Regions from separate parts of the Homo sapiens genome. Here region 2 is linked to region 1. A link is an interaction called in ENCODE POLR2A ChIA-PET data of the cell type or tissue named here. Cell type or tissue: PC-9. All regions are shown on one strand.

Region 1 (8,000 bases):
AAGGACTTGGAGCTGGGGAAGGACATTTGGAAGGGCAGTGGTCCTGGCAGTGGTGTTCTGCAAAAGGGGCCTCCACGTGGGAGACGCCTGGAGAAAAGACCTCCAATTGGGAACCAGTTGAAGAGTCATGGGGAGAAGTGTTGGCTGGGAGTGATGACGTTAGTGTTTGCATGGAGTGTGGATGTAAACCAAGCCCTCCTCCAGTTCTCCCATCGACTCTGTGAAATCCTTCCTACGATCTACATGGCTCACCAGGAACACGGAATTTAAAAAACAAAAACAAGATTGGATTCCATGATGTCTAAAGTCTCTGTTCCTGCTCTAATATTAGACTTTTCTTCTTTGCCACAAGTATTTAAATAACTGTTCCACAATGCCAAAAGTTGCTTCCTCTCCCAGAGGAAACTCACTAATGTAGGACCTAAGAAAGGACTTTGAGGAACTCAGATGGCTTGCAAAAATGCATCACTGTCCAGTGCTGCAGAGGTTTGGGTGCAGCACCTCCCACTGGCAGGCCATGTGTACTCGGGTCTCCCGTGGAATTCTCCCGATGAGCTCTGTGTCGTGGCTGGCTGCATCTCACACTCAGTACCTTTGGAAGTTTCTGTCCCACAGGTATCTCAAAATAATAAGAGATATTTATGACAAACCCACAGCCAATATCATACTGAACGGACAAAAACTGGAAGCATTCCTTTTGAAAACTGGCACAAGACAGGGATGCCCTCTCTCACCACTCCTATTCAACATAGTGTTGGAAGTTCTGGCCAGGGCAATCAGGCAGGAGAAAGAAATAAAGGGTTTTCAGTTAGGAAAAGAGGAAGTCAAATTGTCCCCGTTTGCAGATGACATGATTGTATATTTAGAAAACCCCATCGTCTCAGCCCAAAATCCCCTTAAGCTGATAAGCAACTTCAGCGAAGTCTCAGGATACAAAATCAATGTGCAAAAATCACAAGCATTCTTATATACCAATAACAGACAAACAGAGAGCCAAATCATGAGTGAACTCCCATTCACAATTGCTTCAAAGAGAATAAAATACCTAGGAATACAACTTACAAGGGATGTGAAGGACCTCTTCAAGGAGAACTACAAGCCACTGCTCAACGAAATAAAAGAGGACACAAACAAATGGAAGAACATTCCATGCTCATGGGTAGGAAGAATCAATATCGTGAAAATGGCCATACTGCCCAAGGTAATTTATAGATTCAATGCCATTCTCATCAAGCTACCAATGACCTTCTTCACAGAATTGGAAAAAACTACTTTAAAGTTCACATGGAACCAAAAAAGAGCCTGCATGGCCAAGTCAATTCAAAGCCAAAAGAACAAAGCTGGAGGCATCACGCTACCTGACTTCAAACTATACTACAAGGCTACAGTAACCAAAACAGCATGGTACTGGTACCAAAACAGAGATATAGACCAATGGAACCGAACAGAGCCCTCAGAAATAATACCACACATCTACAACCATCTGATCTTTGACAAACCTGACAAAAACAAGGAATGGGGAAAGGATTCCCTATTTAATAAATGGTGCTGGGAAAACTGGCCAGCCATATGTAGAAAGCTGAAACTGGATCCCTTCCTTACAGCTTATACAAAAATTAATTCAAGATGGATTAAAGACTTACATGTTAGACCTAAAACCATAAAAACCCTAGAAGAAAACCTAGGCAATACCATTCAGGACACAGGCATGGGCAAGGACTTCATGTCTAAAACACCAAAAGCAATGGCAACAAAAGCCTAAATTGACAAATGCGATCTAATTAAACTAAAGAGTTTCTGCACAGCAAAAGAAACTACCATCAGAGTGAACAGGCAACCTACAGAATGGGAGAGAATTTTTGCAACCTACTCATCTGACAAAGGGCTAATATCCAGAATCTACAAAGAACTCAAACAAATTTACAAGGAAAAAAACAAACAACCCCATCAAAAAGTGGGCAAAGGATATGAACAGACACTTCTCAAAAGAAGACATTTGTACAGCCAACAGACACATGAAAAAATGCTCAGCATCACTGGCCATCAGAGAAATGCAAATCAAAACCACAATGAGATACCATCTCACACCAGTTAGAATGGCAATCATTAAAAAGTCAGGAAACAACAGGTGCTGGAGAGGATGTGGAGAAATAGAAACACTTTTACACTGTTGGTGGGACTGTAAACTAGCTCAACCATTGTAGAAGACAGTGTGGTGATTCCTCAAGAATCTAGAACTAGAAATACCATTTGACCCAGCCATCCCATTACTGGGTACATACCCAAAGGATTATAAATCATGCTGCTGTAAAGACACATACACACGTATGTTTATTGCAGCACTATTCACAATAGCAAAGACTTGGAACCAACCCAAATGTCCATCAATGATAGACTGGATAAAGAAAAGGTGGCACATATACACCATGGAATACTATGCAGCCATAAAAAAGGATGAGTTCATGTCTTTGTAGGGACATAGATGAAGTTGGAAACCACCATTCTCAGCAAACTATTGCAAGGACAAAAACCAAACACCGCATGTTCTCACTCATAGGTGGGAATTGAACAATGAGAACACTTGGACACAGGAAGTGGAACATGACACACCGGGGCCTGTTGTGGGGTGAGGGGAGGGGAGAGGGATAGCATTAGGAGATACACCTAATGTAAATGATGAGTTAATGGGTGCAGCACACCAACATGGCACATGTATACATATGTAACAAACCTGCACATTGTGCACATGTACCCTAGAACTTAAAGTATAATAAAAAAAAAAAAAAGAAAGAAAGTTTCTCTCCCACAAACACAAATGAATTTGGATAACTCAAAATGGAACTGTGAAGTGCTACGTAATTTAAGATCCTGTGTGGCAGAGAGTCACTTATTCTGTAGTTCAACATTTGTAAATCTTGCAAATATGTCTATTGGGTGTTGATGCTCCAAACCACCTTCCACTGACTCAATGAACATTCTCCCGCTGGCAGAGTTTCAGCGGCACCACCATCTTTGCCCGCTCACCAAGGTTAGGCACTGTTTGAGAATTTTATTCATTTTCCCCATCAGTATGTACCACTTCGATGTTTCAACAGCATACACTCTAAAAAGCAATCCATCTGCTTTTTTCCATTGGTACTATCCAAACACCAATTTCCTGAGCCTTGGCATTGTGCTTCATTAGGGAGCAAATATACACAGTTATTTAGGCTTCCACGTGTCTATGAAATACCCCACTTTACCTTCCAAACTGGCAATTAAAGCCATTTACTCTGGAGCTGGATTATCCAATAGAATAGCTTCTGTTATGTAGTTGCAAAAGTAACTGCAGTTTTTGCCATTATAGCTGCATGCGGCAATATAAAGTTAAATTAATTAGAACAAAATAAATTTTATACACTAAAAATTCAGTTTCTCAGTCATATTAGCCACATTTCAAGTGGTCAACAGCCATGTGTAGCCAGTGGTACCTTACTGGACACAGAACAGAGATACAAAATATTTCCATCATTGAAGAGCATTCTATTGGCAAAGTATGCCTGAAGGCATGGACATTTATAAAGGCAAAGACTACATTCCTTCCACCACTGTATTCCTAGTGCTTAACCCAGGCCCTGTCTGACATGTATTAAAAGCTCTAATAAATGCTTAAGGAACTGAGATTCTTCCTCTCTAAACATGGAAACAAAATGTGATTCCCCCCAAAATGCTGAATTAGACAAGGAAGAAGTAATAAATACAAAGAAATAGCTATAATTGGAAAATTGTTTCCATACTCAAAAACTAGAATTCTATTATTAATATACAAAAATTATTTCTAGATCGCTCCCTATGAAAGCAAAGAGTGAATAAGACTATTGCTCAGAATTTACATCCATCAGCTATTCTCAATATTAATAGACAGGCAAAGTCACCAAAGACAGTGTAAGAGTAATGCAATGACAATAGTTCTAATAATAATGATGGTACTCATGCAATATAGACCATTTAATACTTATAAAACCCTTTTCAAATCTTTTAAATAATTTCAATCTCACAACAATTTTGCAGGGTTGGAATTCTTATACCCAGTTTACTGGTAGCCAAAAAAAAAAGAGGATCGGAGACTCAGTGACTTGTCTAGGATGACTCAGCTGGTAAATGAGAGAAAAAGACATCTGGCCTCAGGCTTTCTAACTCCAAGTCTTTCTCCTCTGTCACAACTGCTACACTTTGTGCAGACATTACCCACTGAGCTACTCCCACTTTCTATTTATGCTGTTAAGTGAACTGGGATCCTTTTAAAAAACGCAGACCTCTACTTCCAGTGTGTTGGAAGGCCAACTAATCGATTGTCCTCCTTAATAATAATTTTTGGCTTCTGCAATATTGAGGGGCTAATCTTTGGTAACCAGAGGCTCCAGAAACATTATTAATGTATCACCCAAGAAACCATTTGTTCTATGGATTATCCATCTCAAACAGTGGTTCTGAAGCATGATATACTATGCTCTGGGTTGCACAGCTGCTTTGCATTTTGAATTCTTTATTTATAGAACAAGTCAAATTAATAACTCAAAAATGTTGTTTCAGGCAAAGTAATGGACACACAATAAAACTATTCATTTCCTAAAAGGTCACTCCAGGAGATGCATACATTGTTTAAAAGCCTACCAACAATGCTATTATTCCTTCGAAAACTGAAAATGTGTAATAAGCAGTTAGAGCACATATCTGCCCCCGAGACCCCAGGCTAATTTAAAGTACAATCACAAGGCAATCAATCATACTCCAAAATTACTTCATTTTCCAAACTGTTTACACTTTTTAAGTTACAAATCCACTTTCTGCTATTTCAACTCACGATTTACAACTACAGATTTAGACCGCTTGGCAAGCAGCCAAGCACTAGTCATGAGGGAACTAATGATATGAACAGATCAGTGTTTTATAAAGGAGAAAAGCGCATGTAAATTTCCAGTGTGTCTGCAAGTAATCAAGGCACTGCTGACTATAAATGAGACCGTCTCAAATTTATTTTAGGAGAAATATCTTAAAGCTGTACTTTTTATCCAGGCCAAAAAAAGCCTTTAGGAGGAACTCTGAGATTACTCAAATTATTATAAATAAATGGTTATGTGAACAATATGGAAAAATAGTGAAATAAGTGACTTATTTCAACATTCCTGTCCCACATACCCTTATCATGATTTCTGGAATGCTAGAGTTAATGGGAAGAGGGGGAAAGATTTGTTCTCCTCTCTCTCTTTCTCTCTGTCCCCCACTTAAAATGTGATTGTTAACCATAGCAGCAAATCAAGTTTGTTTTAGTAGTCCAGAATACTCAGAACAAAAAAGACCCTAGAAGATATTGTTTTAAAATTAAATATGATCTTCATTGTCTCATTACAATGGCACAGCCAAATAATCACTTTGCGTTATTTGTACAAATAATGTAGAATGCTCATTGTCTTGCGGAAATAATTACTCTGGTGTATCATATCCTGCTTGTTGTCAAAACCTCTCCCTTTGCTGTCACCAAGCATGTGCATTGGACTCCAGAGGCTAAATTTAGCCAAAGTTTCATGTGTTCTTATATGTTAAAGAGTAAAGCCAAGTAAGCATATTCAGATGTGCGGGTGCCTTAAAGAGAGAAGCTCAAAATAGCCTCACAGTATATACATCGCAAAAGTCCATTCACTGTGATTGATATTTTAGTTAGAGAATCATTACATGACTAAACTCGATTTTATAATTGGATAAGGCCAGATACAATAAACCCGCACTGCACTGTAAAAGCATCTTACATCTTCAAACTATTTGTAATAATAAATCAACCTAATTATTTGAAATACTGTCTTGATGTGGAAAAGAAAAGAAATAAAATAAACTAGCTGCCTGAATATCTCATTTTATTTTCTAAGGATCAAGCAAAGCTTTTTATTGGCATTAAAGCCTAGCTCCACAATGGCTGGTAAACCATACTCTTTAGATAAAATTGTACACACAGAAAATCAATAATAAAGATTAAAAGCTTCCCCCCTCCCATTTTTTACACTGGCATCTGGTGTGTGTGTGTGTGTGTATGCATGTGTGTGTGAATTTAAGTATGACTAAAAATAATGATCTTCAGGAACCTGGAGCAACAAATGTAGCCCCAGTCTATTAAAACTTCAATTTATCCTTGTTTATCAAAAAAGCCACAAATAGTGGAATGAATGTTTCCAGTTCTGAGTGATTTCATAATGAACTCCCCAGAGCCCTGGAGCCCCTGATATCAGCATTGTGACATCATCAGGATAAATGCTCATTGGCTACAAAACCTTTTGGGTTAACCCTTTCACAGAGGGTCTCAGCCCATCACTTTGCTAGTTTTCTAATGAGGTTCCTCTATTCCCCTGTAAGAGCAGAGACTGGAAAAGAACGTCACCACCCTTTTTCCCCTCCCCCGCCACATACAAACAGCATAGACCCAGAACATTCTAAAGGGCACTGGGTATGTCTCTTCAACTGGAAGCCTTGATACAAATATAGGCCCTCAGAGGCTCATTGTGGATGGTTCTCATAGGTAGAGGAGGGAATGATCAGGAGCTCTCTTAGTGTTGGGTTGTCTTTCCTCATCATAGTCTGAGAGCTGGAGATAGAATTCTGGATATAGAAACATGTTCTGCACAGAAAGTACAAGTCTGTCCAAGATTGGCTATATCTAAGTTTGCCCAACTTCTCATGAAACTTGATAATAAATTTGTTCATTTCACACTGGCTGTAGCAAATGCAATCATTGAGGGATTTTCAATATACACAAGATCCTAATTCTACCGAAAATGTTTTTTACAGTTTGACCAGCACCTAGGAAAAGTCTGAGAATTCTGCTTTGAACTTTGATCTGACAAGCTCCACTTCTAGGAGTTTATCCTAAAGAAATAATAATATGACTTCAGGGATGTCTCTGAGAGCACTGTTTATTATATACAAAAGCTGGAGGAAAAAACCCAAAGTCCAGCAATAGGGGGATAGTCAGATAAGCTATGGCACTTCCATAATAGAATACAGTGGAGTTCATCACTAAAAATGATGCTACAGATGAATATTTACTGTGTGAAAGAGCATATTAAGTGTTTTTGAAAGCATGATACAGGCCGGGAGTGGTGGCTCATGGCTGTAATCCCAGCACTTTGGGAGGCCGAGGCAGGTGGATCACCTGAGGTCAGGAGTTTGAGACCAGCCTGGCCAACATGGTGAAACCCCATCTCTACTAAAAATACAAAAAATTAGCCGGATGTGGTGGTGGGCACCTGCAATCCCAGCTACTCAGGAGGCTGAGGCAGGAGAATCCCTTGAACCTGGGAGGCGGAGGTTGCAGTGAGCTGAGATGGCACCACTGCACTCCAGCCTGGATTACAAGAGCGAAACTCTGTCTCAAAAAAAAAAAAAAAAAAAGCATGATATAAGACTAGAGATACAGTATAATGTTAAAAATTAATATCCAACATATAAGCAGATAAAAAATATAGAATAACAGGCAAATATCAACACTAGTTATCTCAGTATGGTGGTATTCTGGATAATTTTTTTCTTTCTGTTTCTTTGTATTGTCTTATGATAAACATGGATTGTTTTTATTATAACAAAATAAGCACAATTAAAAGAGATTATGAAAAACGTGGACATAGAGAAAGAAAATAACCTCATATAAGTTCTTCAGCGTTGGATGGCTCAAATACTTGCTCATGCCTTTTTGAAATAAATATACCAAACTTTCATGTTTTTGTAACTCTGATAAATCCCCCTCAACACAACGAGCAAGAAGATGACAATCCAATATATATTCAATTAAAAATAATGATAAAATAGCTGCACCAAGTTAGGAAAAAATTCAATTTAGGTTTACATGCCACTGACATCTTTTTTTCCTGCTAGTATCTTCACACAAAACATTTAAAAATTTAATATATTAGTGTGGTACCTTTGTTAAAACTGGCGAAACAATATTGATGCATTATTATAATAATGACTACAGT
Region 2 (8,000 bases), 110 kb before region 1:
GAGCACATACTATAGGCAGTGTTCTAGGCACTGAGACACAGCCATGAACCAAACATTCAAAGCCTCTGAGCTCATGAAGCTTATATTCTAGTAGGTACTAGCATGTGCCAGGTACATTTAAAGATTATTTTATGTAAACTCCACAATATCCCTATGGAGTATTATTATTATTCTCTTTTTTAACATATGAGGCAATTGAGGCCTATAAAGGTTAAACAATTTGCCTGAGTCATACCATTTGTTAGAGGTGAGATCTGAACCTAGTGCTGCCCATCTGAAAACATTTTATTTTCATTCATGTCAAGATAGAGATGAAACATCTAAGATAAAAAGGTCAATGAGAGGCAAGCACAGCGTGGCCAAGAGACAGTTTAGTCTTATCCCACAGCTCTGAGTGGGGTAGGGGACTCCACTAGGAGTTCTGTTTTAGTGTGCTAAGTAAAAGACCGCCCCAGCGAGAAGGAAGGCAGACAGACTATGCAAGCCACAAAAACCAGAGGCCTGAAAATTTCAAGCATTTAAATTATATAACTTTTTAAACAAACTGCATAAAATTGCTCTAAAAAGAGAAACATCAAACAGCTCTAGTTTTAATCTGTTTTCCCTTTGCGACGTAGCTCTTTATCTGAAAGGGAAAAATAGCTGATGTAATTAAAAGGGATGGATTGCATTACAATCTCAGTTTCAACTTCAGTGATTAAAGTTTTTATAATGCATTTGGTATGATTAATGACTCACTGTGGGATTAATATAAGACTCAGCCTTAAAAATATGAACTTTAATACAGCAAACATAATTTGTTTTAAATAAGACAAGTTGACTCAATGAAGAAAATGTACTTGGCTTATAAACATCATAAGTCTGTTCAAATATTGGGGATCCTGATTATTTTTAAACTAAGATTCCCAGGCAAAAACTTCCTTGGTCTGGATATTGGTTTGCTATCCTAAAATTGGTTTCTATCTATGTTATTTGGATCTCAACTGCTTAACCATACACGATTGTTCAGGTTTGACAGTACGGATGTGGGGACATTTGTGATCCTAATATTTTGCTCTTTAATAAAATACCAATAAAACTATGGGAAAATCAGATCCCAATTTATAGCATATTAGAAACAAAATTCATTTACTGAGCATGCTTGGACAAGGTATGAGCAAGGAGGCGTGAATAATACTTTGGAGCCCTACATCTGGCAGTTGGCCAGCCATGAAGATCAACAGAGCCCATGGGGAATAGTTATCTTCAGATCCCATTACAAACTGAGTTTAAACATGTTACAGCTGCTAAAACTGGAAACTGCCCTCCCTATGTAGACTTACTAAAATAATATATGGCTGCCAAATACCTGCTTCCCACTGTAATATTACAGTTAATGTTTATATAATAAAAAGCATAACTAAGCACAAAGAGAAAAAAGCAATCCTGTTCATACTTGAATTTATTCTGTCTCATCTGTAAAGTCCCCAACATTCCCCCCAATTCCTTTTTTCTGCCTGGTTCTGCCAGGGACTTTATCCTCTTCAATATTGGCAGGTTGTGGATTTTTGTCTGGGAGCAAAATGCATTGAATATTTTAAACTGGAAAGATATTTTAAATTGACTTTAATGGAAACATATTTTATTGTTGGGACAGATAGGTTTGTTTTACTTTTGTTTTGTTGCCATGGGAACTCAAGGAACACTGTAGTCTGGGTATTCCAATGATAGCAATTTGCTGGTACCACCCTTCCCCCAGCTTCATTTTCTGATGGAGATGGTGACACCACGAGGGACCCTCTTTACTGAGAAGAATGACAGCATTACCTCTGAGTGTGGGAAGGAGGAGGAGGGAAAGCAGAGAATTGGGTGGGAGAGACACCCCATGGACGCCCAAGGACCCCTCACTCTGGGTTCTGAGAGCCCTGGGCCAACCTGGCTCTCTAGATGGGTGCTAAGGAGACTTTAATTTCCTTTTCTAATTTTGCAAGTTCACAAAGTAGGGCACCATTCTCATTTCGGTTCCTTTTTTTTTTTTTTCATTTTTTCTTTCATTTTTTTTTTTTTTTCTCCCCTTCACTCAACTCAGCAGCTGGCTGGCTGACAGCAGTAAAAAATACATTTCACTTTGCTGGTCAAAGGCCTAAAGCCAGAAGCAGGAAATCTGGAATTAAATGTTTCTTGTATCTGGAAAGAGGCATGACTAAGGTAAAACTGAATCCAAACACAAGCCCTACTTGTTCAAGGCTTCCAGAGAGAGTATATGAGAGTGTGTGAGTGTGTGAGAGAGTGTGTGTGTGTGTGTAAAGGTCAACCGAGTGTTTTTTCCCCCCCTTCTAAATCATTGAAAGATAATTATAGTGGCTTGGGGAAAAAAGCCTCCTAAAATAAAACAAGCAAGGCAGAAGCTAAAAGGAAGCAAGTAGAAATATGACCAGCTAAGCTTTGAAGAACAGGGCACGGTCTCGCACGGCACACAATCGCTGCTTCATATAGTGATTTCCGTTTGGTGCAATTTTCACTGAATGTTTTTTCAGTTATCCTGTCATGGTACAACACAATTACCCCACAGGATATGATCTTATCATATGATTATTAGAAGTTTTTACAGTACAAGAGGACAAAAGCTATTATAGGTTTCTGAACATTTAAACGTTCAACGTACATGTGGTACCATTAAAAACAGGTTAGCCTTAGATTAGGTCAACATTGCCCTATGTAGAAAGCTGAGTAGGTTTGTATTATATAAAGAATTTAGTAAAATGCACCATGCCTGCGCCTTGAGGTTGATTATTTCTCAAATATTTGTAGCACAGCAAAGATTTTATCAGTTTCTAAACTGTACAGATAAAAGCAAACATGCACTCCAGCCCCCAAGAATTCATTACACAGGAGAAATATTTTCAATGGACTGCAACTCTAAGAATGGGGGCTGGCTTTTAGGTGGGTGGAAGTAATGGGGAAGAGAAGCAATATATTCATTAGAAAATCCAGAGATTTTCCCCTTCCTGATCTACATCTAGTCTGGGGATTGAAAGCTGGACAGATAAATGGGCCTTTATTATTATCCAGATTTCACATTTCAGATTAGCAAAATGCTTATTTACGATGCGATTAATGGATCTGAAATAGGTAAGCCATTATGTATTAAAAAATAACATCTTTCCATAGGCATAAGATTTGTAGCAGCATGAGATTTTATTTTTCCCTAGGAATAATACAAGAATAACATTTTCCACCCCAAAGCAGAAACAGTAGGGGGGCCTTTTGCTATCACGGAGATTCTTATTAAATTCAGTCACTGTGAAAAGCAAGATTTTTTCCCCTCCTCATTCTTCTTTCTTAAAAAAAAAAAGACTTAAAATCAACCCAAGTTAAAATTAACAAGTCAATAGCATTATAACCTTGATTTGTTAGCATCTGAGCCACTAAATTATCATCATACATGAAATTGCTGGTTTGAAAAGATTTCGGCTTTGCTAAATCTCAAGTTAAATAATGGTGCTTAGTACACTAGGTTTTTAGATCTGCCTCATCTGATATTATGAAAAATTCAATACATTTCTCTACAGCAGAAGTCAGGGGTCAGCAAATCTATTACTGTAATGTAAGTAATCTGGCAACCTGCCAACTCTTTCTCCCTTTTATTATTTTTTTAAACACTAAGGCAGATAATTTTATATTTACAAAGTCTAAAATCCTCCAGGGCCTTGCCTCTCTTTCTCAACAAAAACCAGCAGCCTTGCATTAGAGAAGTGTGTATCACACATGTCCTCATCATTTGCATTTTGTACAAAAGAAGAAAAGACCCTTCATCTTTATTACACAACATTCCCCTCCCTTCCTCAGAAGCAGAGGAAAAATAATGTCAAATCTCATCTGAACCAGTAACCACTAATGTCTCCTGTATTGATTAATGCTTGCATGGAATGACTGAACTTTTGGGCCAAAATATTTAGCAAACAGTGCTTAATAGGAAAAACGAGAATCCATCTATTTACAGAGCTTGAAAAATGGTATTACAATAATGTCTGGAACTGATTGAATCCAGAGAGTGGGGGCAAGAAGTGGTGAACTTTTAGGGTTGTATTTGAATCCCAAAGTCACCCCAGTTACTGCATAGGCACTTTATGGTATCAAATCAGTGAGAAATTCCAGACCTAAAGGTTTGCTGGTGTCCTTGGAGCAGAATATTTTCTAGGGGCAGAGGGAAATAACATTGGTGCATGTCAGGTCAAAGATGCCACTACTGGCCAAGTGTGGTAGCTCACGCCTGTAATCCCAGCACTTTGGCAGGCGGAGGCAGTCGGATCACTTGGGGTCAGGAGTTCGAGACCAGCCCATCTCTACTAAAAATACAATAATTAGCCAGGCATGGTGGTACGTGCCTGTAATCCCAGCCACTTGGGAAACTGAGGCAGGAGAATTGCTTGAACCCCAGTGGCAGAAGCTGAAGTGAGCCGAGATCATGCCACTGCACTCCAGCCTGGGTGACAGAGTGAGACTCTGTCTCAAAAAAAGAAAAAAAAAAGGCACTACTATTCTAATACTATTAGGCTTTTTTTTTGTAGTAACAACGAAATGACATATTGGTTCAACTGGGACTTCAGACCTGATCTCACCCCAAATGGAGTCATTACACCTCTGAGTTGATTCCAGCCTTGATAAATTTCTACAGCTTGGCCAGACATTTCCCTTTGCAGCCAGAAATTAAAATATAACTTTACTGTGAAGTATGGGAAGGAATCTTTCACCAAATATGGAGCCAATAGAAGGTATATTTTTCCTTTCTGAAGATGAGGTACACATGCTTGTTACAGTTCCAATAAGCATAGAGAGTTTTTCTAATCTCACATACTGTTCACCTCTCAGGTGCTAGACCATGACCATAAAAGTGGAAGAAGAGCTTTTGGGGGTAGGGAACCAAATCAACAGCCAAATACACAAATGTGCTATGTAAATGAGCAGAGAAATGAGAATGTTTCCTCAGCGGGCACAACCCTGGTTGAGCACAGTAAAAGCTAAGCTCCATCTGAGAGAGATGTGAGCCACAGAAGATCTCCATTTTATGGTGTGAACTTGAGTGGAGCAGAAAAAATAGTGTGCCGAGTGTGACAAGCTCTCCCCATAACCAAGACAGGTGAGAAAGAGGCCTCCAGTGTCACCTCCCAACAGGCAAGGATGTGAACTGAAAGTCTGGGGCACCAAACCACGGAGTAAGAAGCCACGCTGACATGAAGAACGAGCCTATAGCGGGGCCCATCTGAGCCAACAAAATGGCGGCAGAGTGCAACACAGAGTCTGTGTGAAAGACTCAGTTTGCCCAAGAGCTACCAAAGCCAAACTGCCTTACATACTTTAAAAATGAGGTAGGTATAACTAGCATCACCTGTATTCTATGCTAAGACACCTAAAAGGTATGGAGTCCACTATTAACAACGATGAAATATAACCATTTGTCACCACAAAAGGTCTCTTTTCTGGGAAAATGATCTGCTCACAGGGGCTTCATTACCTACTCAATGGGCAGCAGATGGACAAGAAAACTTTTTGAAGGCTTTAATGCTCTCTCCATTTGCCCCTGGAAGTGGGTGGGAGAGTTGTTTCTTAGGCCCACTGATAATTCTGATACCTCCCTCCATGGTCCCGGAGTGTGTGTGACCCTAAATGAAGAGAAGAAAGAAAGGTACGTGGTACTGGACACAGCAAGGTGGTGGCTCGGCTCCCATAAAGATGTGTCAGTGTGAGAGAGTTAGCTCAAGGATGACAGCTTTCCTGAACTGGAGTTACATGGATTTCAGGGGACTGTGTTAGAAGCAAGGTGGGAAGGTAGAGAAACCTCATTCAGGTCATTCATATATATTGATTAGGCATTACAATATTAACAGCCACCACCACGCATTACATTCTTATTAATACCAGGCACTCTGCATGCTTTAATTTCAACCATTACAGAAAGAAATATCTACAGATATATTATTTTATCTCATTTTATGGATGACAAAACTGAGGTTCAGAGCTAAACGATTAAGTGACTAGTCAATGGCACACAGCTATTTAGTGTCAAAATTTTGAGTTCGACCACCAAACTGCCTGCCTCTGCTAGTCCAGCTATCTTCATCTCAAAAAGGTGGCTGTGCATCTTCATACACAGATGTATCAACACGGAGACATACCAACACGGAGGAGATACTGAAAGATCACTCCTGCCTGGGTTAAGTGAATTCCTAGCTCCTAAGGAGTTACCTGAGAAACTGGAGTGAGCATTCTCCTTTTCTCAGAGGCAACAGGCCTATAAAATACATATGTAGCCATTCCACAAAGGGTCAACCTCCTACATCAGAAGAAGCCCTATGGCTTGGGCACTGGGCAACTACTCTTACAATATGCTACAATAACCATGCCATAGCTCTTCAAAAGGTAGTGATACTAGTTGGATCATGCCCAACTTAATATCGGATGGTAAGAGAAACTTGAGAATCATATCCTCCATGAATTCCAGCCTCTAGGACTTAATCTTACCAAGCCCAAGCTTCCCATGGTCTCCCTAATAAAGCTCCTTTGGGGCTTTCTATGATGTCTCCATGCCACATGTAAGAGCATCTAGACTAATGTTGTTCCTATGCCTTTCAAATGACAACCACATTGAAGAAAGTTGGAATGGACTTAAGGAAGGCTGATGTTATGTCCCAGGGATTAAAATGCATGCTTATTACAGTGAACACAGACCATGCATGGTGCCTAGCCCTCTACAATGCCAGCCAGCAACAACTGCAGCAATGACTCTTCTCAATGAAAAAAGCCCAATGACTTCAGAATTGAGTTGTATGGATCCATTTCAAGGGCAGATGAACATTATTTCAAGAATAATAAACCCAATACTGTTTTGTTTTGAGACAGGGTCTCATGCAATCACGGCTTACTGCAGCCTTAACTTCCTGGACTCAGATGATCTTCCCACCTCAACTCCCTGAATAGATGGGACTACAGGTATGCGTCACTGCACGTGGCTATTTTTTTTATTTTTAGTAGAGATAGGGTATCACCATGTTGCCCAGGGTGGTCTCAAACTCCTGGGTACAAGCAATCCACCCACCTCGGCCTCCCAAAGTGCTGGGATTACAGGGTAAGCCACTATGCCCAGCCAACATGGCAGTGTTTTCAATGTGATGTGTACCCCACAAATGATGGAAGCCAGTGTCAAAATATAAAAATAGGCAAACAACTATTGCATTTAAGCCCCATGCATGTTAGATCCTACTGGTTCCAGAACTTCTGAAATGTTCAACAGTTCTCCCACAACATTTATTATTTTGGTCAAACTTTGTAGTAACTTACACAAAAACAAAATGTTCCAAGAGGTTTTCAGTGGAAGAGTTAAGAATATACTTTAATGGTAAACAATTACATTCTTCTGTCATATGATACTTTTTTTCCCTTTTCTTTTTTGGAAACATGCTTTCTGAATTTTCAATAGTTCCTTTGTGAAGGCATCTGTTACTCACATAACTGAAAAGATGTTTGTGCAGTGGCATGCTTGAGAGTACAGTTATTTAATCTTAATGATAAAACCCTGAGGACAGAAAATCACAAGTAGAAACCTTTTGTTATTTATCAAAAAGAAAAGGGCTAAGACACCTAATCTATTCTCAAATTTAAATTCATGCTTGATGAAAACTATCAATAAAACATGGGACCTGCAAGGTTTCTTAAATACTATAGTTAGGTTCAAAGGATGGGACAGAGGAAGTAGGATAAAAACAAAAATGAGACAATAAAGGAGCTCGACAAAGAAAAACTGCTGTTTGGCAAGCTTTTTTTTTGGGGGGGGTCAAACAAAGAACTCGCTGTAGTTTACAGCATGACATACACACTTGATTAGTTTGTGCCTGAGGGTGTTTTTACACTCAACAGTGTAAACTCTAACTTCTATTAATTACAACTTGCATTTAGAGGCAAATTTAAGAATTTTTAAATAGAGATTTTTTTCAAAGGCTGTTGTTTATTTTTTTAAAATAGAA

Evidence for each region. Peaks named below come from ENCODE experiments on the same cell type or tissue, not always from the same donor. Only the 100,000 strongest peaks of a DNase experiment are listed, where the experiment ranks them.
Region 2: POLR2A ChIA-PET joins it to region 1 with 10 read pairs; 6 of 35 experiments call an interaction of 5 or more read pairs at or near these places.

What each region holds. Positions count from the first base shown.
Region 1 is chr10:61,971,645-61,979,644 of GRCh38, reverse strand. All of the region lies in intron 3 of ARID5B (AT-rich interaction domain 5B), which reads right to left. Among named protein-coding and RNA genes, the nearest start is that of ARID5B, 74 kb to the right of the region's middle. In PC-9, no CTCF peak of the experiment used is centred here; a DNase peak (open chromatin) is centred at 4,154.
Region 2 is chr10:62,077,333-62,085,332 of GRCh38, reverse strand. The region is part of intron 8 of ARID5B (AT-rich interaction domain 5B); the gene reads right to left. Among named protein-coding and RNA genes, the nearest start is that of LINC02621, 180 kb to the left of the region's middle. RefSeq lists a silencer at 2,575-2,634 and an enhancer at 5,020-5,069. In PC-9, no CTCF peak of the experiment used is centred here; no DNase peak of the experiment used is centred here; H3K27ac peaks cover 2,575 bases.